Regions from separate parts of the Homo sapiens genome. Here region 2 is linked to region 1. A link is an interaction called in ENCODE POLR2A ChIA-PET data of the cell type or tissue named here. Cell type or tissue: MCF 10A. All regions are shown on one strand. Links, peaks and the distances in the headings refer to the core of each region. The heading gives the core; the rest is flanking DNA.

Region 1 (15,706 bases), core at 2,663-10,662:
GGCAAGGCCCAGCTTGGGGAAATGACCTTGAGAGGAAGTTGGAAGAGGGAAAGAGGGAGCTGGCTCTGCCCACCAGTATGTAAAAATTAAATAACAAAAAGAAAACCAGCAGCCCACAACCGCCCTCCCTGCCACCCAAGCAATTCTCCTATCCCTCTATGCATTCACATGACACATACTCCACCCCTCCCATGGGCCGGGCATTGAGTTAGGACCCAGGGTATAAAGAATCAAAAATGGGTTATAACTCTTTAGGAGCTTAAATTCTATGAAGGTAGACAAAATATCTACCATAGAAATAGGCATTGAGGAACCAGAAAAAGGAGGAGGGGATCTGTTCTGATGCGATGTGTGGAGAAGGCTTTGGGGATGTGGCCAGTTGGCCAAATCTCGAGGTAGGAGCAAGACTTCAACAGAGAAGGAGGAGGATGTGTAACAGCATGAGCAAAGGGAGAAAATTTATGACAGCTAGCATTCATTAAGTGTGCACTGAAATTCAGGCAGTACACCTAGCGTGTTGCACACCTGCTCTGTAGCCACCAGCCACAGTGCTCATGAGCACTTGAAATGAGGCTGGCCCGAATTGAGATGTGCTATTATGAATAATGCACACCAATGGTTTCAATGATTTAGTATGAAAAAAATGTAAACTATCTCAGTAATAATTTTATATTGATTACATGTTAAAATGATAGTATACTGGATGCATTCGATTAAATAAAATATATTAGTCAAATTAATTTCATCTGGGGCCACGCTCGGTGGCTCACACCTGGTATTACAGGTGTGATGCCAGGATGCCGAGGCAGAAGGATCGCTTGAGCCCAGGAATTGGAGACCAGCCTGGGCAACATGGTGAAACCCCGTCTTTACAAAAAATACAAAAATTAGCCCGGCATGGCGGTTCACATCTGTAGTCCCAGCTAATTGGGAAGCTGAGGTGGGAGGATGGGTTCAGCTAGGGAGGTCAAGGCTGCAGTGAGCCATGATCACGCCACTGCATTCCAGCCTGAGCAATAGGGCAAGACCCTGTCTCAAAAAAAAAAAAAAAAAAAAAAAAAAAGGCTGGGTGCAGTGGCTCATGCCTGTAATCCCAGCACTTTGGGAGGCCAAGGCGGGCAGATCACGAGGCAAGAGATCGAGACCATCCTGGCCAACATGGTGAAACCCCATCTCTACTAAAAATACAAAGATTAGCTGGGCATGGTGGCGCGTCCCTGTAGTCCCAGCTACTCAGGAGGCTGAGGCAGGAGACTCGCTTGAACCTGGGAGGCAGAGGTTGCAGTGAACCAAGATCACGCCACTGCACTCCAGCCTGGTGACAGAGCGAGACCCTGTCTCAAAAAAAAGAAAAAAGGGTGCAGGACACCAACATGGCACATGTATACATATGTAACAAACCTGCACATTGTGCACATGCACCCTACAACTTAAAGTATAATTTAAAAAAAAAATCAACCATTTAAGGGAGTAGAGTGACATGTAAGGATCCCTTCACACCTGGCCACAATCCCCACAATTCTTCCTCATCACCATTTTATTGTATTCTCTGACAGGTTCCCAAGGCATCACAAACATAAATATATATAAAATCTCCCTTCTTGTACAAATACTGTGGCCTCTTTTTCAACTGTTTTATCTATGGACTAATAAGATTTTGCTGAAGAAGAGGTTTCTCTGCTTTAGAAAGTTTTAAAGCTACTTACTCTGTCGTCTCTGAGGTCCCTTTGAGTTCTGAAATCCTTGGATTTTGAAGTGTAATTTTATTGTTTGGTTCTGCTTTTCCACCATATTGTTGGTCATCGGTTTGATTTATTGGATGTGAAATTCTCAGCCAAGAACAAGGCCCTTTATTACAACATTGCTCCTATGGGAAAATATGATTTACTTTACAATAGGTCGCTTTATGACATAGAGTAGCTCCCTCCAACATAAAATGTTGAACTGCATGGTATTTTTGCCATATGTATTTAAGAATCCGATGGAAATGGAAACAAAATTATCCTTCTTTTACTTCAAAGAAGAATAAAGCTTCCTGCTGCTTTAACTGCATAATGGCTTTTGCATTATCCTGTGTATTTGTATGTTTCAAATCTCAGCCCCCAGCCTTTTAGTAGTTCACTGGCTTTAGTTACGTTCATTATTTAACCTCCGTCTATCTTATTTTCCTTGTATGGATCACAGGGAGAATCTTCTCCACCTCACAGGATTAGGAGGAATAAATGAAATAATGTAAAGGTGCTTAGCTTAGCTCCCTAAATATAAAAAATAATACATGTAATTTATTATTATTGTTATTGTACTTATATTTATTGACCTCTGTTATGTGCATAATATATAAAGATGGGTAATTTTTTTTTTTTGAGACAGGGTCTCACTCTGTTGCCCAGGCTGGAATGCAGTGGTGCAATCACCACTCACTGCAGCCTTGACCTCCCAGGCTCAAGCCATCCTCCTGCCTCAGCCTCTCAAGTAGCTGGGACCACAGGCACACACTGCCACACCTGGCTAATATTTTAATTTGTTGAAGGGACAGGGTCTCACTATGTTGCCCAGGCTGGGTTTGAACTCCTGGCTTCAAGCGATTCTCCCACATTGGCCTCCCAAAGTGCTAGGATTACAAGCATAAGCCACCATGCCCAGCCAAAGTGGATAAATTTTATTGCCAATCTCATAGGACTTTTTGTGGATTAAGTTAAATAACAGCCATTAAGCCTTTCTGGTACCAGAAGTATAGTAATCATTCAGTATTATAGTACAGTTAATCCTTGGAAAAACATGGGATTAGGAGTGCCAAATCCCTCCTCAGTCAAAAATCTGAGTATAACTTTGACTCTCCCCCTAACTAACTACTAACAGCCTACTCTTGATCAAAAGCATTACCAATAACATAAACAGTCAATGAGGCCTGGTGCAGTGGCTCACGCCTGTAACCAAAGCACTTTGGGAGGCCGAGAAGGGTGGATCACTTCAAGTCCAGAATTTGAGACCAGCCTGGCCAATATGGTGAAACCCTGTCTCTACTAAACATTCAAAAATTAGCCCAGTGTGGTGGCACATGCCTGTAATCCCAGCTACTTGGGAGGCTGAGGCAGGAGAATCACTTGAACCTGGGAGGCAGAGGCTGCAGTGAGCCAAGATTGTGCCACTGCACTCCAGCCTGGGCGACAGAGCAAAACTCTGCCTCAAAAACTCTGCCCAAAAAAAAAAAAGTCAATGAACACATATTTTGTATGTTATATATATTATATACTATGTTCTTACAATAACGTTAGTTAGAGAAAAGCAAATGTTATTGAGAAAAATCATAAGGAATAGAAAATATATTTACTATTCACTAAGTGGAAGTGGATCATCATAAATGTCTTCATCCTTATCGTGTTCACGTTGAGTAAGCTGAGGAGGAGAAGGAGGAGTTGGTCTTGCTGTCTCAGGGGTGGAGAGGAAGAAAAAAATCCACAAATAAGTGGACCCCCAAAGTTCAAACCTTCGTTATTCGAGGCTGAACTGTATATGCTTGTAACTTACATCTTATAAACTAAAACCTTTAAACTAAAATAGCATGATATATACAGTTGTATACTTAATGCAAAAACTAATCAGATCATCAAGCTGACATTCTTTTTTTCTCCTAAGATGGAGTCTCTCTGTATCTCCCAGGCTGGAGTGCAGTGGCCCAATCTCAGCTCACTGTAACTTCCACCTCCCAGGTTCAAGTAATTCTCCCTGCTTCAGCCTCCCAGGTAGCTGGGATTACAGGTGCCTGCCACCATGCCTGGCTAATTTTTGTATTTTTTAGTAGAGATGGGGTTTCACCGTGTTGGCCAGGCTGGTCTGGAACTCCTGACCTCAGGTGATCTACCAGCCTCGGCCTCCCAAAGTGCTGGGATTACAGGCCTGAGCCATCGTGCCTGGCCATCAAGCTAACATTCTTAATGCTATCCTAAATTGGTGCTACTCTAAGGGATTATTCCCTCATCACATTTGGCTTTTACACTCACAAATGAAAGGTGACATTTAATACCAAAGAATACTCACTGCTCTTCCATGTCACTCAAAGTCCTCATGCATGCCATCTCCTTAATTCAAATCCTTATCATACTCGACCAGAACAATTCTAGATACCATTTTATAGCTAAAGAAACTAAAGGTCTGAGTCAGCTAGGGATAGAATTTGGGTCTTCTTCTTTTTTTCTGAGGCAGAGTCTTGCTGTGTTGCCCAGGATGGAGTGCAGTGGCGCGATCTCGGCTCACTGCAACCTCCGCCCCCCCGGGTTTAAGTGATTCTCGTGCCTCAGCCTCCCGAGTAGCTAGGATTACAGGCGTGAGCCACCGTGTCCAGCTAATTTTTGTATTTTTACCAGAGATGGGGTTTCACCATGTTGGCCAGGCTGGTCTCAAACTCCCGACCTCAGGTGATCTACCAGCCTCGGCCTCCCAAAGTGCTGGGATTACAGGTGTGACCCACTGCACCCAGCCACAATTTGAGTTTTCTTTGACAAGACCCTAACCTCACACCATCTTCACCACAGGCCTCTAGGCTTAGAAAAGTGGTTCTCATACCCCGGCTCTGGTTTGTAATTGAATTCTAAAAGAGCCCACTTGTGGCTCACGTCCTCCAGGACAAAAGGACTCAGAACCTCATGAAGGTTCATATGAACTCAGTTAAGTGAGGACACTGGATAGCAGTTTGACCCAAAGTCTAGTGAAAATATTCCCCTGGTGGGAGAGAGGAAGGGGAGCCAGGGTTGAAAAACTAACTGTCGGGTACTGTGCTAAGTACCTGGGTGATGGGATCATTCATACCCCAAAGCTCAGCATCACACAATATACCCAGGTAACAAACCTGCACATGTATCCGCTGAACCTAAAATAAAAGTCAAATAAATAAATTACCTATTCCGGGTTGGCATAGTGGCTCATGCCTGTAATTCCAGCACTTTGAGAGGCCAAGACAGGAGGATTACTTGAGCCCAGAAGTTTGAGACCAGCCTGAGCAAGAGAGCAAGACCCCTGTATCTATTTATTGGTATCATAAAAAAATTTTTGGCCAGGTGCATGTGGTGGCTCACGCCTGTAATCCCAGCACTTTGGGAGGCCAAAGTGGGCGATTGCTTGAGTTCAGGAGTTTGAGACCAGCCTGGGCAACGTGGCGAGACCCCATCTCTACTAAAAAAAAAAAAAATAGCCTGATGTGGTGGCGTGTGCCTATGGTCCCAGCTACTTGGGAGGCTGAGGTGGGAGGATCACTTGAGTCGGGGGGTGGAGGTTGCAGTGAGCCAAGATCATGCCACTGCACTCCAGCCTGGGAGACAGAGCAAGACACTGTCTAAAAAAAATAATAATAATGATTTTAAAAAATTAATAAAAATAAATTTTAAAAATTCTCGGCTGGGCGCAGTGGCTCATGCCTGTAATCCCAGCACTTTGGGAGGCCGAGGCAGGCAGATCAATTGAGGTCTGGAGTTTGAGACCAGCCTGGGCAACATGGTGAAACCCCATCTCTAGTAAAAATACAAAAATTAGCCAGGTGTGGTGGCAACACACCTGTAATCCCAGGTACTCAGGAGGCTGAGGCAGGAGAATCGCTTGAACCTGGGAGGCAGAGGTTGTGGTGAGCCGCGATTGCACCATTGTACTCCAGCTGGGTGACAGAGCAAGACTCCATCTCAAAAAAAAAAAAATTCTCCTAAAAATAGACTTAACTGCATGCTAAGCATGCTAGATGGACCTTGATGAAACTGATAAAAGGAAGAGCAAAAGGTAAAGATTTTCTTTTCTTTTCTGCCACATACTGCAGACACGGCAGAACAAATGAATGTGAGCTTTAGGTGGAAAGTTGTAGTCACCTTGAAACCAAACCTTGGGATTTCTGAATCCAAAAGAAGAGATGTCAGGTTTCTGAATGAGTGACAACAGGCTTTTGTTGATCTTGTAACATGTTTTGGCACTTCCCCAGTCCCGTTATTTATGGGGTTGTACTTTCAAGTTTGGATTTATATAGATGTTTGCCGCTTTCATCCTAAATGGAGTTTTCACCAATCCTAAGCACATCCCCCTCAGGCAAACCCCCCTCACCACTTCCTAGCAACCCAGGCACTGCCAGGCCAGGCCGACCCATTCACTGACTGCAAGGGAAAAGCGACAGGCAGAGAGGACACGGTGGCCCTGTCAGTGCCAAGGGGAAGAACAACTTGGTTGCTGCCCATCAGCAACCAGGACACAGAGGGCAGAGGTTAAGGGTGAGGAGGTGAGTGCTGCGTCTCCCTGGTCCCCAGTCCTAGAACCACTCCAACTCCCAGGCCAGCTCAGGGAAAACAAAAGAAACCATAAAAACACGGCTTCCTAACATAGCTGCTATGGCGTGTTGGTGGTGGGTCTGGCAATAGGTAGAACCATTTTGGAGGCAATTTGGCAGTGGCCACCAAAATGTAAATATGTATTTCTTTTGACTCAGCAATTCTGCTTCTAGAAATTCACTCTACTGGCATGCTCACCCAAGTGAGAAAGAATACTCCTTGCAGCAATTTTATTTACTGTAGCATCTGTTTGTGAAATTAAAAACTAGAAACAATCTAAATGCTCATAAATAAAAGAGTCGTTACATAAATAATGGGGCAGCTCAATCTATGCCATTGTTAAAAGGCGCAGTGGCTCATGCCTATAATTCTAGCACTTTGGGAGGCTGAAGGTAAGAGGATCACTTGAGCCCAGGGATTCAAGACCAGTCTGGACAACATGGCGAGACCCCCATCTCTATATTAAAATAAATCTCTATGTAGAGGCATGAAGAGATCATTGAGATTGTTCTGAAAATACACATTCATGACTAATGAATCATACTCTACCACCCTGCAGTAACACTGTATGCTTTTTTAGAGAAGGCAGGGGAACTGAAGCAAAAAGAAATGAATCTGGAAGAGTGGCATTTGCAGATATCCTCAGGTGGACAAGGGAGGCTTTAGTGGGGATAAGAGGCTCCCCTATGATGCAGAAACCACAAGGTGGAAGGAGCTGCTGTTCTGCTGACTGCTAACTCGGCTTCTTTGGTTTGTTTTTGGGAGACAGGGAAGAGGGACAAGGGACTCTCAGGAACATAGTGTCAGATTGTGATTGAATCATCATCCTGGCTCATCATCATCCTGGACTCTATTCGTTGACTTTTTTTGAGACAGGGTCTCCCTCTGTCACCCAGGCTGGAGTGCAGTGGCATGATCACGGTTCACTACAACCTCCACCCACTGGGCTCAAGCAATCCTTCCACCTCAGCCTCCCAAGTAGCTGGGACCACAAGCGGCCACCACCACACCTGGGTTTTCTGTTGTTGTTGTTGTTGTTGTTGTTGTTGTTTAGTAGAGACAGGGTCTCGCCACATTGCTCAGGCTGGTCTCAAACCCCTGAGCTCAAGCAGTCTGCCCGCCTCAGCCTCCCAAAAAGTGCTGGGACTATAGGTGTGAGCCACCACACCCGGCCATCTTCATTGACTTCTGCACCTGCTGTTATTTAGTTACTTCTTTTTAATAATGCAATAAGCACCCTCAAACTCACCACCCAAAATAAAAGCAAGGAACTGGGCAATGGCCCTCATCAAACCATGTGGCCCCATCCTAGCCTCCTTCATAGCTGCTTGAATCTCCTGTTCATCCTGCCCTGGCTTTCCTTTGTAAATAGTTGTATTGAGTCTATATGTATATTTTAAAGAATACAGTTATTGACATTGTTTTTAATTATAAAAAGGGGTACCATGCTGTCACTAATCTTCTGGGACTTTTAACATATGCAAAGATTCATTCTCATTGTTATATATTGCTTAGTCCATACATTTCAATTGCTACATAATACTTATTTATACATTCTCCTGATGTCTCCAGTGTTTCGCTATTGTGAACAGTACTGTTTGATCATTTTTGTACTTATCCCTTTTATTGTTATTGTTGCTGTTGTTATTGTTATGGTGCAGAAATCACTCTTTCGTGTATCCCATAGAGTGGAACTGTTCAGTCATAAGGTATGTAAATATGCCACTTTAGGAACTAAGACCAATCAACTTTTCAACGTGGTTATACCAAATTATACTCCCACTAGCATGTGTAAGATGATCCTCTCCAACATTTAGTATTGTCAGACATTTTGTTTTTTTGCCAATCAAAGGATGCAAAATGGTATGCCAACAGCTGCCTTGATTTTTATTTTGCGGACTACTGATAACTCTGGGTGTCTCTTTAAATGTATCGTATTCGCGTATATTTTCTTTTCTACGACATACCTACTCATGTCTTTTTCTTCTCTTGTTTTTGGCTAAACAAGTCTTGCTGGTACCTGAAATGAAAGTTCCAGGGGAAACCATTTATTTTTTGTTTTTTGGATTTTTTTTAGAGACAGAGTCTTGCTGCATTGTCCAGGTTAGAGTGCTGTGGCTATTCACAGGCACAGTCATAGCATGCTACAGCCCAGAACTCCTGAGTTTAAGTGATTCTCCTGCCTCCCGAGTCACTGGGACTGCAGGTGCACCACTGCACTTGGCTGAGGGGGAAACTATTTTTTTCTTTTACTTGCCATTATATAAATGAGGAGGGAGACATTTTAAAATGCAATCCATTTCCACCTATCAAAGGAACAGACAAAATTCTAAGAGGCTGGTTTGGAGAGAGAGAGTTCAGCAAAGGTCGAGCATGAAATCCTAAGCAGTCAGAGACTCGAGGAGGCAGGTGGGGCCAGCGGGGAGGCTGGAAGGTTAGACCAGCTGTGTCCAATTCCTCCCCTTTCCTGCCCGCTCCCTATGGCAGCAGCACATCCCTGGGGTCCTGTGTCAGGGGCTTCCCTGCACTTCCCACAGCACCCTGCCAGGAGCCCTCAGCACCTAAATGTTTGGTGTTGCTTCTGGTGAGAGCAGAACAGCGAGTTCAGATTCCTACCCAACTCATTTGGCAACTGAAGTGATAACTGTAGCTCCAGTTATTAGGAAACATTGAATTTCCAGAAGTTTCTGAATAGTGAGGGAAGAACAACAACTACAGGCACAAATTTTCCAATGCATACATACATACATAGGAAACTGCAGGCCCCATTCTTTTTTTTTTTTTTTTTTTTAAGAATCTCACGCTGTTGCCCAGGCTGGAGTGCAGTGGCGCAATCTGGGTTCACTACAACCTCCGCCTCCCGGGTTCAAGCAATTCTCCTGTCTCAGCCTCTCAGGAGGCTGAGAGGCGCCCACCACCACGCTCAGCTAATTTTTGTATTTTTACACAGGCGCCCACCACCTGTGTATATTTACACAGGCGCCCATCACCACACTCAGCTAACTTTTGTATTTTTAGTAAAGATGGGGTTTCACCATATTGGCCAGGCTGGTCTCAAACTCCTGAACTCAGGTGATCCACCCGCCTCGGCCTCCCAAAGTGCTGGGATTACAGGCGTGAGCCACCATGCCCGCCTCAGGCCCCATTCTTTTAAGGAAATATATTGATATTCAAGAGGAGAAGGCCAGGCACAGTGGTTTATGCCTGAAATCCCAATACTTTGGGAGGCTGAGGCAGGAGGAGTGCTTGAGCCCAAGAGTTTGAGACCAGCCTGGGCAACATAGTGAGACCCTGCCTCTATTATAAAAAAAAATTTTTTTTAAAGAATTTCATTCCTTTTTAAGGCTAAGACTCCATTGTATGTACATTCCACGTCTTGTTTCTCCATTCATCTACCGATAGACATTTGTGTGGTTTCCATCTTTTGGCCGCTGTGAATAACGCTGCTGTGAACAACGCTGCTGTGAACATGGGTGTACAAGTATCGGTCTAGTGGTGTTTTCAAACACTTAAAATTATGTGTTCCTGCAGTGTACAAACTGCCTTGAGCCTATGTGACAAGCTAGTAAAAACTGACCCCCCAAGGCTAGGTCATGCCATCACAGTGGGATCAGTTTTAAGCTAGGACGCAGGGACCATGCACTGTCCAGGTTCTGCACAGTCTGCACAGTGCTCAGCTCCCAGGACACACCCAATCCACATGGCGTGCTGGGACGCAGAGGCAATACGGATCATGTGGGGCCTGCCAAGGCTAGACCTCACAAAGAACTCCAGGGCCAGTGAGGTCCGGGTTATCAATGCTTGCCATGGCCCTGCCTTATCAGAGGGCTATTTCACTCTCATTTTGATTAGCCAAGTACTTTATAATCATTTACTAATAGGTCTTTTCCATCATCAATAACCATCACCTGGTATGTGGAAATGAAGTATTTGGACAGGGAGGGAGCCAATTTTATATGCAAATATGAATGCAACCATAGAGGCCAAACCTACTTTGCTCTTGGGAAATAGTGGTTCCATTTAGCTAAGGGTAAAAATTAAATGTGCTGTTCTACATGAGAAGCCATAGTGCTGAGGCTGGCATGTAGCCCACTGCACCTGAACATGGTGTTAAGAACCTGCCATCCAAAAGGTTGGCATTAAGACCGTGGGCCTGCACGGGCTCCACCCCACATCCTCCTCGACTCTCCTTTGAGCTTAGAGCTTGTAGCAATAAGAAGGACAGTGGGGTAAGGAGCATGACCTGTAACAACTGATCTCAAAAAGGTAGGCCCAGGTGAGATATATATATATATATATATAAAACCACTGAGCACTGAGCAGCCTGCCTCAATTACCAATACATTCTCTCATCCAATAATGTCAACATAGGGGCTTCCAAATTCCACTCTGAGTTTCCATTTTCCTAGTCTTTTCTCTGATCCTTGGCGTGTGAAATTACACAGATTTTTTTAAAATTTTGTTTTCTAAAATGAGCATGTGATATTTAAATATAAAATGCATTTTCTTGAATTTTTTTATTTTTTTTGAGACACGATCTCATTGTGTCACCCAGGCTAGAGTGCAGTGGTACAAACATGGCTCACTGCAGCCTTGACCTCCTGGGCGTAAGCCATTCTCCCACCTCAGCCTCCCAAGTAGCTGGGACCACCATGCCCGGCTAATTTTTTTTTTTTTTTTTGAGATGGAGTCTCGCTCTGTTGCCCATGCTGGAGTGCAGTGGCACAATCTCAGCTCACTGCAACCTCCACCTCCTGGGTTCAAGCAATTCTCCTGCCTCAGCCTCCCAAGTAGCTGGGATTACAGGCATGCACCACCACACCCAGCTAATTTTTGTATTTTTAGCAGAGATGGAGGTTTCACCATGTTGGCCAGGAGGGTCTCAAACTCCTGGCCTCATGTGATTTGCCCATATCAACCTCCAAAAGTGCTAGGATTACAGGCCTGAGCCACCGTGCCCGGCCCCCCGCTAATTTTTTAATTTTTGTAGAGACAAGTTCTCACCATGTTTCTCAGGCTGGTCTCAAACTCCTGGGCTCAAGCAATCCTCCCACTTCAGCCTCCCAAAGTGCTGGGATTATAGGTGTGAGCCACCGTACTAGGCCTTGAAATCGTTTTTAACACATAAAAATCACTTGCAGTCATCATATTAAATTTGTATGTGTGTGTGTGTGTGTGTGTGTGTGTGTGTGTGATACGGGGTCTCACTATGTTGTCCAGCTGGCCTTGAAATCCTGGACTCAAGTGATCCTCCTACTTCAGTCCCTCGAGTAGCTGGGACTACAGATGCATGCCAATTTTTATGCCACATATATTATGTTATTCATTTTATATGTACAAAATATTTCACAATAAATTTAAGAATTTGTTTGTATGCATTAGCTATACTTGCACTGTTATTTTTCCATTTTTTGACCATGATATTCTCATTACACATTTCCATATCATATACTGAATTTTCCTATCTATCTTCTTATGTATTCTATCTATATATCTCTGGCCTAAGGAATAGGACAGCAGAAGGAAGCAAGCAGGAGCCAGAAAGTTCACTTATACAAAAATTATGACACATTCTTATTTCATTATCTGAAACAGAAACTGAAAAGACAATAAAAGATAGTTACTTGGGAGGCCGAGGCAGGTGGATTTTCTGAGCTCAGGAGTTCGAGAGCAGCCTGGGCAACACGGTGAAACCCCGTCTCTACTAAAATAAAAAAATTAGCCAGGCATGGCAGCGTGCACCTGTAGTCCAGCTACCTGGGGAGGCTAAGGCAGGAGAATCGCTTGAACCCGGGAGGTGAAGGTTGCAGTGATCCTAGATCGCAACACTGCACTCCAGCCTGGGCGACAGAACAAGACTCAATCCAAAAAAAAAAAAAAGATAGTTACTTGGTAACTGAGAATCTGTGCTTCGCAGATTATGGGCAGCCAAATCTTAATGGCCTCATTCAATATATTCATTTTTTTTCATTAAGCATCTATTAAATGCCTCTGATGCATGAGGTCCTGAAACTGCCAAAGTGAATAAAACCCTGTCCTGGAGAACCTGACTGTCAAGTGATTCTATAAACCAGTGGTTGGCAAACTATGGCCTATAGGCTAAATCCAGTCACAGTTTGTTTTCATAAAGTCCTGCTGGGCGCGGCAGCTCACGCCTGTAATCCCAGCACTTAGAGAGGCTGAGGAGGGCAGATGACTTGAGGTCAGGAGTTAGAGACCAGCCTGGCCAACATGGCAAAACCCTGTCTCTACTAAAAATACAAAAATTAGCTGGGCATGGTGGCAGCTGCCTGTAATCCCGGCTATTTGGGAGGCTGAGACACGAGAATTGCTGGAACCCCAGGGGACGGAGGTTGCAGTGAGCCCAGATTGCACCACCGCACTCCAGCCTGGGCAACAGAGCGAGACTATGTCTCAATAAATAAATAAAGTTTTATCGGAACACGGCCACACACATTAGTTCACATTTTGTTTTGGTTTTTCTCTTAAGAGACAGGGTTTCACTCTGTCACCAGGTTAAAGTGCAGTGGCGTAATCAGAGCTCACTGCAACCTTAAACTCCTGGGCTCAAGTGATCCTACTGCCTCAGCTTGCTGAGTAGCTGGGATTGCAGGTGTGTCCCACCATGCCAGACTGATTTTTAATTTTTTGTAGAGATGGGGCCTTGCTGTGTTGCCCAAGCTGGTCTTGAACTCCTGTCCTCAAGTGACTCTCCTGCCTCCACCTCCCAAAGCGCTAAGACTACAGGTGTGAGCCATTGTGCCCAGCCTAGTTTATGTATTGTCTGTAATTAATTTCATGCTATAATGGCAGAATTTAGTAGCTTTGAAAAATAATGACCCATAAGCCTAAAATATTTACTATTTAGCCCTTTACAGAAAATGTTTGCTGGCACCTGCTTTTCATTTTTTATTAATTAATTTATTTATTTATTATTTTGAGACAGGGTCTCACTCTGTCACCAGGCTGGAGTGCTGTGGTGCAATCACAGCTCACTACAGCCTCAACCTCCTGGACTTGAGTGATTCTCCCACCTCAGCCTCCCAAGTAGCTGGGACCACAGGTGCGTGCCACCACGCCTGGCTATAACCCCTGCTTTAGAGGAAGGAACTAACTATGGACTCCTTAAATTTCTGAAGATTCTGAGAGGACTTGTCCCTACTCCTTTCAAGAAGCCCAGATGCTCTGAGAACCCAGGGAAGGTGCTCTTGCTACTCAAAGTGTCACCCATAGACCCATATCATCAGCATCCTCTGATAACCCAGAAATGCAGAATGTCAGGTCCCACCCCAGAACTACATCAGAATCTGCGACTTAACAAAATCTCCAGGTGATTCGTAGTTACATCAAAGTTTGAGAAGCACTGCTTGTATGAGTCAGGGTCCTCCAGAGAAACAGAACTAATAGGATATGTGTATAGAGAGAGGGATCGATTTTAAGGAATTGGCTCATGTGATGATGGAAGCTGGCAAATCTAAAACTTGCAGGACAGGCAAGCAGGCTGGAAACAGGCGGGAAACTCCAGCAAGAGTTGACATTGCAGTCTTGAGTTTGAAGGCAGTCTGGAGACAGAATTTTTTTTGGGGGGGAGGGGGAGAGGTGGGGGTGGGTATTGAGACAAGGTTTCTCTCTGTCACCCAGGCTGGAGTGCATTAGAGTGCTCATGGCTTACTCTAACCTCCAACTCCTGCATTCAAGTGATCCTCCAAATTCAGCCTTCCAAGTAGGTGGGACTACAGACATATGCCACTGTACATGGCTAATTTTTTTGTAGAGACAGGGTCTCACTATGTTGCCCAGGCTGGTCCCGAACTTCTGGCCTCAAGCTACTCTCCCGCCTCTGCCTCCCAAAGTGCTGGGATTACAGGCATGAGCCACCACACCCAGCTAGAGACAGAATCATTTCTCTTTTTTTATTATTATTATTTTTTAAGACAGGATCTTGCCATGTTGCCCAGGCTGGTCTCAAACTCCTGGGCTCAGGTGATCCTCCCACATCAGCCTCCCAAAGTGCTGGGATTATAGGCATGAGCCATGGTGACTGGCCCAGAATTCTTTATTCTGTAGACTTCAATTTTCTAAGGGCTTCTACTGATTGAATGAAGCCCATCAACATTATGGAGATTAATCTGCTTTACTCAAAGTCTACTGATTTCATTGTTAATCACATTTAAAAATATATACCATGGCAACATCTAGACTGGTTGTTAACCAAACAACTGGGTACCATACCCTAGCCAAGTAGACACATAAAATATCAGCAGCATTTTTGAAGTCAACTGTTGAGATCAATAAGCATTTTAATTAATATATTTTCTAGAGGTTTATATGTTAGCCTTTTTCGATACATCACTTTCTTTTTTGTGGAGGCAGGGACAGGGCCTCGCTCTGTCACCCAGGCTGGAGTGGAGTGGTATGATCTTGGCTCACTGCAACCTCCATTTCCTGGGTTCAAATGACTCTCCTGCTTCAGCCTCCCGAGTAGCTGGGACTACAGGCACACACCACCATATCCAGCTAATTTTTGTATTTTTTAGCAGAGATGGGGTTTTACCATGTTGACCAGGCTGGCCTCAAAATCCTGACCAAGTGATCCACCTGCCTTGGCCTCCCAAAGTGCTGGGATTACAGGCATGAGCCACTGCACCCAGCCTCATTATTTCCTTTTTTAAAACCTTGGAACCTTTCCCAGTGTCTTGTTTGTAGGTGCCATTTCTGTTCTTAATTCTTCAGATATTGTCTTCTACGCAGGTTCCCATAAGGACTGAGACCACGCACGATCCCTCCTTTTCACCTGATGACACACGGCTTAAGGCACTTCCCCAGAAACGGTGGCAAGTGCAGGAGCAGAGGACCTGAATGCCAGCTGTCCTTTGATCCATGACATGGTTCTGATGTTCATCCACTCAGTCAGAAACATGTCCTGTGCCACACATCATTCTAGGCATTGAAGGGAGATACAGCTGTGAATGAAACAGGTAAATCCCTGCCCTCACAAGATGTGTATTCTAGTGGGATATACAAATGACAAATAAGATAGATTAGTAAAATACATGGTATGTTAGCTAGTGATGAGTGCTGAGAATAAAATTAAAAACGGGAATGAAATAGAAAGCAGAGAGTGGGAGTTGAAATTTAAGCCAGAGTGCCCAGAGAAAGCCTCTTTACTATCTGAGTAAAGTCCCGAAGCGAATCGGGAAGGCAACGAGGCCGTGGTCTGGTGTGTGTTGGAACAGTCCAGTGTGCAGTGGGTAAGAGGGAAAAGGTGTAGGACAGGAAGGAGGTCAGGGAAAAGGTGTAGGACAGGAAGGAGGTCAGGGATGAACAGGGGGAGATCTGTGAACACTCCATGATGTTGGTATAGATAGGTCTTCTGTAATCAGCAAATATCCTTTCTTAGGATCTAC
Region 2 (15,706 bases), core at 4,734-12,733, 61 kb before region 1:
GGGTGGGTCAAGAAGTTGGTGGCAAAACCATGAATTCTGTTTTGGACAGGCTTCTCTCTCACTGCCGGTCTCTTTATCCTCCTCTCACAGCAGCCTAAACGACCCCCCAAAGCCTTGTCACTTGATCTATCTCATGTTCCAAGAGCAAAATGGACAACTGAGCATGAAACAGGATTACTTTCATGTAAGTGTTTCAGATGCCGGCATTTTTTTGGTTTTCTTTTGTCTTGCTTTCTTGAAATGGAGACTTGCACTGTTGCCCAGGCTGGAGTGCAGTGGTGCCATCTAGGTTCACTGCAACCTCCACCTCCCGGGTTCAAGAGATTCTCGTGCCTTAGCCTCCCAAGTAGCTAGGATTACAGGTGTGCACCACCACACCTGGCTAATTTTTGTATTTTTAGTAAAGACAGCGTTTCACCATGTTGGCCAGGCTGGTCTCAAACTCACGACCACAGGTGATCCACCCACCTCATCCTCCCAAAGTGCGGGATTACAGGCATGAGCTACCGCACCTGGCCAGATGCCGGCATTTTAATTTACAGTCATTCTTCACTTTGGAAAGCAACTCCCAAGTGGTCAGCATTCAGTATTGTCCTAAAATGTGGTACTCCTGATCTCCAGTTTAAAATTACTAAGAGATTCCGACAAAGGAACATGACATTTTAATATATGCAAGAATGTGGGCACGTGATGGGAGATATTCCCATCTATCTTTACGCTTATGAAATGAATGACTGTACGGACTTCATGCCAGGCCCTGTGTGAAAGGCTGCAACAAGCTAAACAGAGTTCCTGCCCTCAAGTGCTTCATAGTCTAGCAAGGAAGGCAGGTGTGTAAACAAATTGTTTCAATGAGATTGCCATCATATAGGAGAAAAAGCCAGACATAAAATAAGAGCTCTTTATTGCTAAAGTACAAAGGGCAAAGGGGCATGTGGCCCAAGCCAACACAGGGACCTGGTGCCAAGTCGGAGAGTCTGATCTTTATCTAGAAGGTAATGTTGAGCCACTAAAGAGTTTTGAAGCTGAGGAGCGACATTATCAAAACCGCATTCTGGAAAGATCTATTTGGCAGCTGTGCTGATGATAGCTTAGTTAAAGAAGATTTGGGAAATAGTAGACCAGCCAAAAGGACATTTCAAACATCTAGATCTGGGGTGTCCAATCTTTTGGCTTCCCTGGGTCACAATGGAAGAAGAATTGTCTTGGGTCACACATAAAATACACTAACACTAGAGATAGTTGATAAGCTTTAAAAAAAAATCGCAAAATAATCTCTCTCTCTCTGTCTTTTTTTGAGATGGAGTCTCTGTCACCTAGGCTGGAATGCAGTGGTGAGATCTTGGCTCACTGCAACCTCCACCTCCCAGTTCAAGTGATTCTCATGCCTCAGCCTCCCAAGTAGCTGGGATTACAGGTGCATGCCACCATGCCTGGCTAATTTATAATGTTTTAAGAAAGTTTGTGAATTTGTGTTGGGCCGCATTCAAAACGGTCCTGAGCTGCATGTGGCCCTCAGGCTGCAGGTTGGACAAACTTTATCTAGATCTAGCTTTATCATAGATGTTGACATTCTGAACCAAAGGGGTGCCAGGAGGGGACAGAAAGCAAATCTAGGAGCTATTTGCAAGCTAGAATCAACGGAGTTTAGGGACTGATCTGATCCTGGAGATGCAGGAGAGGGGCATGTTGAGATACTTCCCCGGTTCCTGGCTTGGGTAACGGGGTGGTTGGTGAAATATTACCAAGAGAAGAGATCAAGACGAAAAGCAGTTTGAGGTGGGGAGATGAAGAGCAAGAAGGAGAAGAATGAATTCCGATTTAGATATGATGAATTTGAGAAGCAGAGAGTCCCATCAATGGAAGGCCTGGGAGGCAGCGGATATTCAAGCCTGCAAGAAACAAAATTGGGGCCAGGAGAACTAAATTACTGCATGACTTTCAGCAAGTGTCTCAGCCTCAGATTCTTTACCTGAAAAACGGAATAGCAGATTTGTGTATGACTCTAGGGTGCACAGAAACTGGGGGGTACCGGGGAATGCCTAGTCCTGAGGTTTCCATCACATAAGAAAGGGTCCCAGGCCCACCAAAAGCTTCAGCCATATCTTTCACCAGAAAGAGCTGCAAATGCTTGTTCCAAGGCCCCCAAAGTGGGACTGAAGATAACTCACCAAAGCAGTGCTCACTCAGCCCTGATGGTATCGCTGAATCTCAAAGTCAGCTCCTGCTCAGGCACCATCTTTAAAGAGCCAAACCATGAGACCCGGGCTTGGTGGGGGTTGTTCCTCTCAGCAGCCCGCAGTGGGCACCATTTAGACGAGGAATAGGGGTGGGCTCTCATGACAACTTCTACGGAGCCAGAGCCTCTCAGCAGCCCCCTCCACACCTCATCCCCTCCTGGCTAACACGGTGAAACCCCGTCTCTACTAAAAATACAAAAAATTAGCCGGGCGTGGTGGTGGGCACTTGTAGTCCCAGCTACTCAGGAGGCTGAGGCAGGAGAATGGCGTGAACCCGGGAGCAGAGCTTTCAGTGAGCCGAGATCGCGCCACTGCACTCCAGCCTGGGTGACAGACTGAGACTCCGTCTCAAAAAAAAAGAAAAAGAAAAGTATTGGAAGTTTTAAGATGCCTTTATGTTTCAAGTAACAGTATTAGAACAACTGAATATTCCTATGCCAAGAAATAAAATAAAATTAACCTTGACTTATACCTTACATCATAAAACAATTAACTTGGAAAGAGTCACAAACCTAAATGTAAGTCTTAAAACTACAAAATTTCAAAAATGAAACACTGGGGAAAATCTCTGTGATCTTGGGATAGGCAAAAAATTCTAAGATAGAACACAAAAAGCACAAACCATTTTTTTTTTTAGACAGGGTCTCACTCTGTCATCCAGGCTCTAGAGTGCAGTGGCGCAATCACAACTCACTGCAGCCTCAGTCTCCCAGGCTCACACAATTCTCTTACCTCAGCCTCCCAAGTAGCTGGGACTACAGATGTGAGCCACCATATCTGGCTAATACTTTTTTTTTTTTTTTTTGAAATATGGGGCCTCATTATGTTACCTAGGTTGGTCTCAAACTCCTAGGCTCAAGCAATCCTCCTGCCTCAGCTTTCCAAAGTGCTGGGATTACAGACATAAGCCACCATGCCCAGCCATATTTTTTAAAGTTCATAAATTGAACTTTACCAAAATCGAAAACATTTGCTCTCCTGAAGATGCACTTAAGAAAATAAAAAGTCAAGTCATAGACTGGGATAAAGTATTGGTAAAAGTTTACCTGATAAAGGATAATATCCAAAATCTATAAAGAATTCTCATACTTAGAAATTAGAAAGTAAAAAATGAACAAAAAGAAAATAAATCTGGCCAGTGAGGTGGCTCACACCTGTAATCCCAGCACTTTGGGAGGCTGAGGTCGGTGGATCGCTTGAGGTCAGGAGTTCAAGACCAGCCTGGCCAACGTGGTGAAACCCTGTCTCTACTAAAAATATAAAACTTAGCCAGGCGTGGTGGCAAGTGCCTGTAATCCCAGCTACTTGGGAGGCTGAGGCAGGAGAATGGCTTGAACCCGGGAAGCGGAGGTTGCAGTGAGCCGAGATTGCGCCACTGCACTCCAGCCTGAGGGACAGAGCAAGACTCCATCTCAAAAAAAAAAAAAAAAAAAAAAAAAAAAAGAATTTTCACACTTAATGATAAGAAAACAAACAACTCAATTAAAAATAGGTAAATATTTGAATAGACATTTCACCAAGGAAAAGATATGGATGTCAAATAAGCACATTAAAAGATGTTCAGTATCAGTAGTCAGTAGTCACTGCACACTTATATGTGCAGTGGTTTGGTTTCTATGACTAAACCAAAGAAAGAAAAGAAAATCAACCCTGTCAATATCGAGTGCTGGTGAGAATGCAAAGCACTGGAACTCTCATGCATCAATGGTGGGAATGCAAAATGGCCCAGCCACTTTGAAAAATCGTTTGTTATTTTCTTTTTCTTTTGTTTTTTTTGTTGTTGTTGATCAGTTTTTTGCAGATTGATGCTCCTTTCTCTTTCCCATCGAGCACCCTTCTAGCTTCAACAGGGCAGAACTCTTCTCCAGATGTGTGTAACTTATGTCTGAATATCGGGGAGTAGCTGAAGGATACAGAATTTCTTCCAAATATCACACCTCTGGATGCCAGGAGCAAGCAGAAAGCCAGTAACCTCGCTCTGTTTGTTATAGGTGGAAGATCTTCCTATGGTTCCCTTCATTTCCTGATGGGTGTTTTGGAATGGATTAAATATTCTCCCGTTTTTTATTTTTATTTATTATTTTTTTGAGATAGAGTTTGGCTCTGTCGCCCGGGCGGGAGTGCAGTGGCGTGATACTGGCTTATATATCTCAGCTCACTGCAACCTCCACCTCCCAGATTCAAGTGATTCTCCTGCCTCCAGTCTCCCAAGTAGCTGGAATTACAGGCGTGTGCCACCATACCCAGCTAATTTTTATATTTTTAGTAGAGACAGGGTTTCATCATGTTGGCCAGGCTGGTCTTTAACTCTTGACCTCAGGTAATCTGCCCGCCTCGGCCTCCCAAAGTGCTGGGATTACAGGCATGAGCCACCGCACCCGGCCACATTTTTTTTTTTTTAAACAGCGTCTCACTGTGTCACTCAAACTGGAGTGCAGTCGTGTGATCTTGGCTCACTGCAACCTCCACCTCCCAGGTTGGAATGATTGTCATGCCTCAGCCTCCCAAGTAGCTGAGACTACAGGCGTGCACCACCACCCCTGACTAATTTTTGTATTTTTAGTAGAGACAGGGTTTCACCATGTTGGCCAGGCTGGTCTCGAACCCCTGACCTCATGTGATCTGCCCACCTCAGCCTCCCAAAGTGCTGGGATTACAGGCATGAGCCACCACGCCCAGCCTTCTCCTGTTGTTGTTGTTGTTGTTGTTTAATTGAGAGGACCAGTGTGAAGACACTGGAGAAGATGGTTCTTCAACAAAAACCGATTAACTTTATGTAAAGTAAATTATATCTCAATAAACCTGTCTTAAGAAAAATAACACACCAAAAGAAAATCACTTTTACGGGATTTCTCTTTTCACTTCTAAGATAAAGTGTTTATATACATTGTTCACCAAACTGGCTCCATCATTTGGATCAGTCAGCTTTATGCTCTTCCTTGCATGATAGGATGGACAAAGTGAGAATGGAAGTCTAAGAGATGAACTCCACACAACCCTAATTAGAGTTCATTCTTCCTAGGTGTGTGCCTCACCTCAGTCAATCATTTTATCTCACACACACATACACACTCAACACACACCCCACAGAGGCTTTGCATCCAACAGCCCCTCGTGCACTGCTGTTGGAGATGTAAATGGGTATAGGCTCTGGTGGATGGGTAATTTGTATGAAAAACACTAAAAATGCTCAAATATACTTACCCAGAATTTTTTTTTAATAGAGTCTTGCTCTGTTGCCCAAGCTGGAGTGCAGTGGTGCAATGTTGGCTCACTGCAGCCTCCACTTCCCAGGTTCAAGCAATTCTCCTGCCTCAGCCTCCCGAGTAGCTGGGACTACAGGCACACAACACCATGCTCGGCTTATTTTCTGTATTTTCAGTAAGGACGGCGTTTCACAATGTTGCCCAGGCTGGTCTCAAACTCCTGACCTCAAGTGATTCACCCGCCTCGGCCTCCCAAAGTGCTGGGATTACAGGTGTGAGCCACCATGCTTGGCCTCACCCAGAAATTTAACTTTATTTTAGGGAATTAGCAAGTGCGTAGGAAATAATAGTAAATATAGTAAAGACTGTGACTTATAATGGCAACAAAGTGCCTAAATGCACAACTCAAGCTAGACTGCCTGGTTTGGATCCAGCTCTACCACTTACTTGCTGTGTGCCCTTGAGGTAAGTTACCACACCTCTCTGTGCCAGTTTTGTTATCTGTGAAATGGAAACAATAATAGTACCTACATCCTAGGTTTGTTAAGGAGTTAAATGAGATGCTTTATGTAAAGCAATCAGCACAGTTCCTGGCCCATAGTAAGGCTTTAAGAAATATCGGCTATTGTTATGGGTTGAATTATGTCCCCTGCCCAAAAAACTCATATATTGAAGCCTTGTCCCCAGTACCTCAGAATGTGACTATATTTGAAGACAAGGTGATTAAAGAGGTAATTCAGGCTGGTCGCAGTGGCTCATGCCTGTTATCCCAGCACTTTGGGAGACCAAGGCGGGTGGATCACCTGAGGTCAGGAGTTCAAGACCAGCCTGGCCAACATGATGAAACCCATTTCTCTACTACAAAAATTAGCCAGGCGTGGTGTCGGGCACCTGTAATCCCAGCTACTTGGGAGGCTGAGGTAGGAGAATCCCTTGAACCTGGGAGGCGGAGGTTGTAGTGAGCCAAGATTGAGCCTGGGAAACAAAGTAAGACTCCATCTCAAAAAAAAAAAAAAAAAAAGGTAATTCAGTCAAAATGAGGGCATTAAAGTGGACTCAATCCAATATGACTGATGTCCTTATAAGAAGAAATTAGGACGCAGACAGGCACAGAGGGAAGACTATGTGAGGACACAGGAGAAGACAGCCATCTGTACGCCCAGGAGAGAGGCCTCGGGAGAAATGAAATCTGCTGACACCTTAATCTTGGACTTCCAGCATCCGGACTGTGAGGAAATAAATTTCTGTTAATTTAAGTCACCCCATCTGTGGTATTTTGTTATGGCAGCCCTAGCAAACCAATACAGCCATTAAATTACCAAATAGGGCAATTGATTAAACAGATTTTGGTACAATCACAATGGAATACTATATACAGCCATTCAAAACAATGCTCCTGGTACGTATTTACTGATCCATAATGAATGAATTATTATTAGAGTGAGGAAAACAGGCTACTAATATGCATAGAATAACACCTTTTCGTTTATGTGTGTGTGTGCATGTGAAATGCGGAAAGCATGATTATCTGCGAGAAAGAGGATTATTTCAGATTTCTTTTTTTATTATTCATTTTTATAGAGACAGGGTCTCACTATGTTGCCCAGGCTGGTTGCAAACTCCTAGACTGAAGTGATCCGCCTGCCTCTGCCTCCCAAAGGGCTGGGATTACAGGCGTGAGCCACCGCATCCAGCTGTGCAAGACATTTAGATTTGCCCCGAAGATTAATGACTTCACAAAGCGTTTGCCAGGAACTCTTCAAAGCTGGAAACAGAAGTCCTGGAGCATTAAATATAAATAAATACTTAGTCCATTGGTTTCTTCCTTGCTTTTCAAAAGGCAATTTACTTCCTGGATTATCATTACAGTAGTCTGTTCTCCGGAAACCAAGATTGTTCAAGTGCCACAGATCAGGGTTGGGGCAAAAGAAAAAAAAAATCTCAAGATCACCCTGTTATAATTCCCCTGTGCTTGCTGTTTCCTCGTGTTGAGCCTGTGTCTGGAAAAGCCAAGGCATAAAGCATTCTTGCTGTGCGTGTTCCCCCAAAGGCATGCGGGTTTGGGCTGCAGACCCGGATTCTTTTCTCTTTGAGATTTACTAATTCCATTTGGAGAAAAAGTTCAGTTTCATTACACTAAAAAAGAAAGCAGTTGCACCGGTCACTAAGGTGGGGATTCACATCAACAAATATTTATTGAGCTTCTAGAATTTGCCAGAAACTGTATCAATGCTAGGGAAAGGCCAGGCCCAGTGGCTCACGCCTGTAATCCCAGCACTTTGGGAGTCTGAGGTGGGACCACCACTTGAGCCCAGGAGTTTGAGACCAGCCTGGGCAACATAGCGAGATCCTGTCTCTACAAAAGAAAATATGAGCTAGGCATGGTGGTGCATGCCTGTAGTCCCAGCTACTTGGGAGGATCGCTTGAGCCCAGGAGGTCGAGGCTGCTGTGAGCCATGTTTATGCCACTGCACTCCAGCCTGGGCAACAGAGTGAGACCCTGTCAAAAAAAAAAAAAAAAAAAAGCTAGGGAGAATACCAAAATAACTTAAGACCTGGTGCCACTGTCAACAAATTTGCAATCTATTGTGCAGACAAACATGTAAACAACAATATAAGATAAAGGAAATAGCTGTCTCAGCAGTGTGGGTTTTTAACTGAGGCCACGGGATGGGCCCCTGTTCTGTGACCTGCAAATATTATAGGCAAAGTGTGCATGTGCAGGCCTGGAGCTCTGCCTGGAGGTGGGGGCACACGCATTTTTCAGTTCTCAAAGGGTGGTGGCACCCACAGGCAAGAGACTACAGAAATGGGTTGGGAGACATATTCTAATCACTTCCATTTCCCCAGCAGCATCTTGCGAGTAAAGTGAAGAATCCTGCGGCAGGAGCATAAGGGCTGGGGGCCAATGGGGCATTGTTCGATTCCATCTGAAACGGGTTCTTCCAATTCTTTTTCAGTTTCCTCACATTATCCCTTTCTACGGGAGGGCATTCCCCAGAGCATTAGGTCTCAAGCTCCCGGCAGTGTGCCTGTGTTCATGTTGAAAGACTTTGGGGGCTCTTTAAAAAGTGTTTCAGACTCCCCTGGCAACACGACTGCAGCTGGGAACAGGCTCATTTGCCTATCCTGGATTTGGTATTTCTCATGGAATTTTGACCAATAAGAAAAACATATTCCCAGAATCACAGAAGTTTGTCCGCAATTTTAAGGTGGTTTTTCTTACCCCAAAAAGTATTGTTGAAAACTCTAAGTAGACTTTAGGAAGTGATACTGGAATTACCCTAACCATTTGAGAGGTCCATTCTCCCAATCCTAAATGGCAAATGTTGGTGACAGATTCATGTTATGATCCAATTAGCTAAGACAGGAGGCAAATCACAGCCCAGGAATATTCACTGGGGGCCGTAAGTACAAAGGAAAACTCCTGATCTTCAAAGTGTTGCAAAAACTGGTCTTCCCGTCTCATTAACTCTATTTTCATTCTCCTTTCAGCTTTTCTTGGAGATTTTCCATGCTATTTCATCTACCAAGAATGCTTTTTCTCTTTTTTCAGCCAACCTGTAATCTGTGCTTCCTTCAAAATCTGACTCATAATGGTCACTCAGCAAACACCTAAATCACGCCTACCCGCCTCCTATCACTCCCCTACTTACATTCCTTGAAGGCTCACTCACTCCAAACTCACCATAGGTAGTGATTCACACATGTCATTCATTCAAAACACATTTACTTAGCACACATCATGTGCTATGCACTGAAGCAAGAAATTTTATTTAAATTCTACCCCAGTCCTGTTATGACTGTTTGACAGATGAGAAAACTGAAACTCGCAAAGGGCAGAAAAAGTGTCTATTTAATGAACTCCTAGAATTTGCCAGAAGCTGTGTCAAAGCTAGGGTAGCAAAATTGTCTAAAGTTCAGACTCTGAAACCCACCCAAATCTGGTTGTAAATGTCAGCAACTGCACAGCAATTATTAGATGCTGTGCCGGTTAAGTGCTTCATCTGTATTCCTTTAATCTTTATAAGAATCCTATGAGAGAGGTACTGTTATTATCCCCATTTTATAGACAAATAAACTAAGGAGGAGAGATTAAATGGACAAGGTCACACAGCTAATACCAGGAGAGCTGTGATTTAAACCCAGGCTGTCTGGCTTCAGAGTTTATGCTCTTAGCCACTGCTGCCTTTGAAGATACAATTTCAAAGTTCATCCTTATTCCTCTGAAGCACAGTACTAATTTTCACTCCATTTGTTGCTTGTCAGTTAATAAAGTCCTTTTAACGCATGTTTGCTTTGTCTCCCCAACAAAATCACAAGTTTGTTCATTGATTCATTCCTTTAACAAGCAATATTAAAAGTCCACAGTTGTCCGGAGCTTCGGGAGCGGGTGTGGGGTGTGGGGGTCACGTGCTGTGCCAACTATTTCCTTAAGGTTTATACCACTCCTCTACATGCTAGGACCTCCCACAAAACTCAGCAGAGTTTGAGCAACAGCAGGCCCTTAGAAAATGTTGTAACTGGGACAGGCATGGTGGCTCACGCCTATAATCCCAGCACTTTGGGAGGCTGAGGTGGGAGGATCATCTGAGGTCAGGAGTTTGAGACCAGCCTGACCAACACGGTGAAACCTCGTCTCTACAAAAATACAAAAATTAGCCAGGCATGATGATGGGTGCCTGTAATCCCAGCTACTGGGGAGGCTGAGGTGGGGGAATCGCTTGAACTCAGGAGGCAGAGGTTGCAGTGAGCCGAGATCGTGCCATTGCACTCCAGCCTGGGCAACAGAGAGAGACTCTGTCTCAAAAATAAATAAATAAATAAATAAATAAATGAATAAATAAATAATGCATTTGCTATTCCAAGACCAAAGAGAGTCTAATCCAGCTCCCCTTGGAGAAATTACATTTTTTTCTTGATGGATTTCTGCTACTAAGCCATAATTTTCATTTTGTCTCTCTAGGGAAAAAAACAAAAGGTCTCCATATTTTGAACCATATTAGTCCAAGCTTCCATGCCAGAACTAGAACTTCCACAGTTGGACAACGGTACTCATGCAGCCTCATCTTCTAGAACCCCTCAGTATGGACCATGAGGTTGTTCATTCATTCAACAAATATTTACAGGGTTCTCCCCACTGTGCCAGGCACAGTTCCAGGCACTAGAGATACAGCAGTGATCAAAACAGATAAAGTCCTTGCCCTCATGGAGCTTCTATTCTAGTTGCGGGAGACAGACAATAATCACATAAATACTGCAATATGTAAGAAGGTGATGAACGCTGTGAAGATCAAGCAGAGAGAAGGTAGTGGAGTTGCTGGTTTAGGTAGGGAAATCAGGGCTCCCCATGAGAAGGAAACACTTGAGCAGAAATCCAAAAAGCATGTGGGAGTCAGACCTGTGCAAATCTTTGGGAAGAACATTCAGGCACCAGCAATAGTTTCAAAGGCCCCGAGGCAGGAGGGTGCCTGGCCTGCTGAGGGGGATGTAGGAAGAAGTGCAGCTGGCACGGTGCAGGCTTGGGGAGGGCGGTAGGAGACAAGATCTGACACGGGCCCTGTGGAGCCTACAGGCCACTGAAAGGTCTTGGAGTTGACTTTGAGCGAGATGAGAAGCATTTAGAGGGGTCAAAGCAGAGGGTAGCTTGCCATGACAGGCTATAAACTGGCCTTCAGCTGGTCTCTTCTTCCCAGCTCCAGAGATCTAGAGAATTCCTCTTTTTTACCCATCCAGATGGAGGTCATCCTTTTTTCCTTCGTAGTTCATGCCAATCTTTCCCTTTTCTGAGCTCCTAGTGATGAACAGTTCAGTCAATGGTCATTTCCCTTCTGAAATCCCCTAATGATCATGAACTCCTTGCGGGCAGGAACCCATCTTGTCATCTCTGGCCATTCAGTAGACGATCCCTCCCACATAGTGCCCAGAGGTTGTCAGCCACTGCCCGCAATAGGACTGCAATGGTCCTGTTGAAAAGTTCTTCTGTTATTGCCCTGAAAGCCACATCCTTACAACTCTCACACTTCATCCTAGTTTTGGCCTCAGAGCTACACAGGTGTGTCTGTGTCCTCTTCCACATGGCAGCACCTGGAAGCTGCTGTCATATCCTTCTTTCATGTATGCACTCTTCCTAGCTCCCTCAGTAAGTGGATAACTTCCACACAAGGCCCCAGGCTAGACCTGTCTCCCAGGCCCCAGAAGACAGCTTCACTGGGATCCCAGCCACTCCTCGCCACCATCACACCCAAAGTCAGGCTCACCCACCTCTTCCTCCCCAGCTTCTTTATTTTGGTAAAAGGCTTCATCTAGTCACCCCTGGGGGCATCCGCATCAGCTCCACACTCCCGTCCTTCCACTCCCCACGTATCCTCTGTCCACCCCCTTCTCTCGGCTCTCACTGCTGCTGACTTGGAGGAGGCCTTCCCCAAGTCTCCTCTCCGAGGTCCAACATGATCTCCGTACCTGGTATCTTGCAGCCGCCAAGTTAATCCTCACCTCTGCTCCTTGGGTGATATCTCTAGCAGGAAAATCTGTTATTATTATCCTGCTTAAAGCCCTTCAGTGGCTCCCCATTGCCTTCAGAATAAAGTCCTGACTTCCTAGTTTGGGAAAAAAATGTCTTGAAGACCCCCAAACTCCGATTATTTAGAATTAGGAATCAGCATCTCAACAGAGTAAAACACAGGTGAAACTAAAGAAAGGAAACTATTGGGGGGAAAACACAAACATCCTGCCCTGAGGTTGAAAAATACATGCTTACGTAGAACAGAATAAGGATCAGTTGGTTTAATAGCTATTCCTAATAGCTATTTTGGGAAAAACTCACAAACACCCTACACTGAGGTTGAAAAGTACAAGCTTATGTAGAACAGAATAAGGATCAGTTGGTTTAACAGCTATTCCTGAAAAAACAAGCAACCCACTTACCCTAGGGGTTTCTGACAACTGTAAACTCACTATGTGACAACAGGGTGACATTACCATCCACACAAATAGCAACTGCCTCCTCCATCCTACTGTGTAGGTGAGATGTTGGCATCCTGGAGTTTTCTTTTTTTTTTTTTTTTTTTTTTGAGATGGAGTCTCACTCTGTCGCCCGGGCTGGAGTGCAGTGGCGTGATCTCGGCTCACTGCAAGCTCCGCCTCTCGGGTTCACGCCATTCTCCTGCCTCAGCCTCTCTAGTAGCTGGGACTACAGGTGCCCGCCACCATGCCCAGCTAATTTTTTGTATTTTTTAGTAGAGATGGGGTTTCACCATGTTAGCCAGGATGGTCTCCATCTCCTGACCTCGTCATCTGCCCGGCTCGGCCTCCCAAAGTGCTGGGATTATAGACGTGAGCCACTGCACCCGGCCGGCATCCTGGAGTTTTCTCAGAGGAGGGTAGTCAAGAGAGTGAGGGTCTGAAAATCTAGCCAAGTAGAGGACTTTTTTTTTTTTTGAGACGGAGTCTCGCTCTGTAGCCCAGGCTGGAGTGCAGTGACTCAGTCTCTGCTCACTGCAACCTCCACCTCCTGGGTTCAAGCGATTCTCCTGCCTCAGCCTCCTGAGTAGCTGGGATTACAGGCTCCCGCCACCACACCTGGCTAATTTTTGTATTTTTAGTAGAGGCGGGGTTTCACCATGTTGGCCAGGCTGGTCTCAATCTCCTGACGTCAGATGATCCGCCCACCTTAGCCTCCCAAAGTGCTGGGATTACAGGCGTGAGCCACTGCGCCCAGCAAGAACTTCTAATTCATTCGAATTCTGTTCAATCCAACTGAAATGTATCACTGGACATCCATGCCACAATCTACATCACAGACATATATCACGACACCTGGAGAACTTCAAGCTCATCCCCTGTCCTGAGACTCTAGACTCCCTATACACTGCAGTAGGTACTCAATATGTAAGTGATAAATATAATTTGTATATAAATGAGACTATATGAATGATAGTCTCATGGAGATACACATAGAACTCTGTCCACCAATTGTACTAGTTTTACCTTTCAGCAAAACGGAAAAATGTGCCTTCCATATTTTTACCCAAGTTGTTTATTAAGGTATTGAAAGATGTAGGGCTATAGGTACACTGACTCAGGTGCTCCAAGAAGTAGGTACAAGGATATTCATGGGGTCAACATTGAACATAGCAAAATATCATATGTACCTGTTGGTCAATAGAGGCCTGATATGCCCAGGTTATAGAATGTCATGCAGTCTTTTATTTTTATTTTTATTTTTGAGACAGAGTCTCACTCTGTTGCCCAGGCTGGAATGCAATGGTGTCATCTCGGCTCACTGCAACCTCTGCCTCCCGGGTTCATGTGATTCTCGTGCCTCAGCCTCCCAAGTAGCTGGGATTACAGGTGTGTGCCTCCACGTCTGGCTAATTTTTGCGTTTTCAGTAGAGACAAAAATACACCATTTTGGCCAGGCTGGTCTTGAACTCCTGGTCTCAAGTGATTTACCCACCTCAGCTTCTCAAAGTGCTGGAATTACAGGCATGAGCCACAGCATCCAACTTATGCAGTCAATTTTTTAAAAGAATGAGGCAAATCTCTAGGTACTAATTTAAAACGATCTCCAAGATGTATCACTAGATTGAAAAGTAGAAAACTCATAACAGCATTTATAATACTTTCATTTGTGTTTTTTAAAGTATCCTGAAGGAATTTAAATATCAGCCTTTCCCCTACTTTTACTTTTTGTTTTGGTTTCTTGCTGTGGCCTTGGTGGTTACATTAATATGGTGGGTCTGTTTAGGAATAATTGGTCAAACAAACATTACCTGAGCACCCACTATCTGCCAAGCAGGGGCTGGAATCTAATATGTTATTTCCTTTAGTCCTTTGACATAGTGGTTACTGTTCTTATTTCACCGTTGAAGAAATTGAGACTCACTGGATTTCAGTGCTCAGGATCACACAACAACTAGATTTTACCTGACCCAGTGGCAACATGCTCTTTCCCTTCCAGCCCAGCACCTCTGTCGAGGGCAGGGTTTGCCTGTACATTCCTCTGCTTCTCCTCCTGGTACACGGACGATGCAGGGGCTTCACAGAGGCCACATGATCTTCCAGACACTCTGGCTTCCTGGCTTTGGGAAGCCTGGCCATCTCATCCCCTCTCCCCTGCAGAGGTGTGGAATGACAAGGTATTGTCACAGCCCTGTCAGAGAGCATGAGCTGGCAGGCCTGTCTCTCACCTGCCCAGGAAACAGACCCTTGCAGACACTCACAGTCTGCCTGCCCAGGTGGGGGACGGGGGCCAGATTAGTCCCATAGCCTCTCCACCGGCCGCTGCTTTTCCTCTTAGGAGCTACAGGGAGGAGAGAAGCACAGCCCATCAGGACAGCTGCAGTATCAAAGCGAGCTCTGTTATGTCTAAGACAGAAGGCCAGTAAAAATTTAGTTAATTTTATCATTTTGGGTAATTCAACAGTTTTAATGAAAAGAGGGGACCTTGGAGCGGATGGCGTCACAGATAAGGGAGTGTGGAAAGCGGCAGCAGATGGGTGACCTTGTTCTGCTTATTAACTCCTTTCCTTCCCAGCTGCCCTTCCATGCCCCCTCCCTGATTTCATTTTCTAGTCCAAGGTTTTAACAGTAGGAGGGGAAGGAATAATTAGCACAGCCAAACCTTGGGAAAATGCTGCTTCAGGGCAATCCACATGTGCCCAGTGGAGCCGCGGCCTTCAAGCAGGGCCCGGCTGGACGCTTCCCAAAGCCAGGCCTGCATCCACGTGGGGAAGAAGGCAGCCAGCCGCGCACCCACAGGGACAGGAGGCTAAGGCCATCTGCAGGGCCAGCCTGGTTGTCTGGGCTGAGGCACTCCAGGAGGTATTGATCCAGGTGGCTCAGGAAGTAGGAGAACATTGCTAATTCTCACCCACGCTAATTCAATCTCATTCAACAAACACTGATTGACTGCTTGTTCTGGATCAAACCCTATACTAGGAGCTGGGGGATTTGAAGAGGAGTTAGATGTGTCCCACTAAATAACTAACTTGTGATTGTTTTAGTAGACAGAGCCCAATGGGTAACCTACCCAAGGACCAGGAAGAAGCTACTGGAATAGACTAAGAGAAAGAAATGGGGTTGGGCGCCATGGCTAACACCTACCAGCACCTTGGGAGGCCAGTGTGGGCAGATGGTTTGAGCCCAAGAATTCGAGACCAGCTTGGACAACATGGCGAAACCCCATCTCTACAAAAAAAAAAAAAATACAAAAATTAGCCAGATGTGGTGGCTTGTGCCTGTAGTCCCAGCTAGTGG

The links. Peaks named below come from ENCODE experiments on the same cell type or tissue, not always from the same donor. Only the 100,000 strongest peaks of a DNase experiment are listed, where the experiment ranks them.
Region 2: POLR2A ChIA-PET joins it to region 1 with 5 read pairs; 6 of 35 experiments call an interaction of 5 or more read pairs at or near these places.

The regions. Positions count from the first base shown.
Region 1 is chr18:21,962,974-21,978,679 of GRCh38, reverse strand. No RefSeq gene overlaps it. Among named protein-coding and RNA genes, the nearest start is that of LINC01900, 10 kb to the left of the region's middle. In MCF 10A, for the core only: no CTCF peak of the experiment used is centred there; no DNase peak of the experiment used is centred there.
Region 2 is chr18:22,025,958-22,041,663 of GRCh38, reverse strand. No RefSeq gene overlaps it. Among named protein-coding and RNA genes, the nearest start is that of LINC01900, 53 kb to the right of the region's middle. In MCF 10A, for the core only: no CTCF peak of the experiment used is centred there; a DNase peak (open chromatin) is centred at 9,083.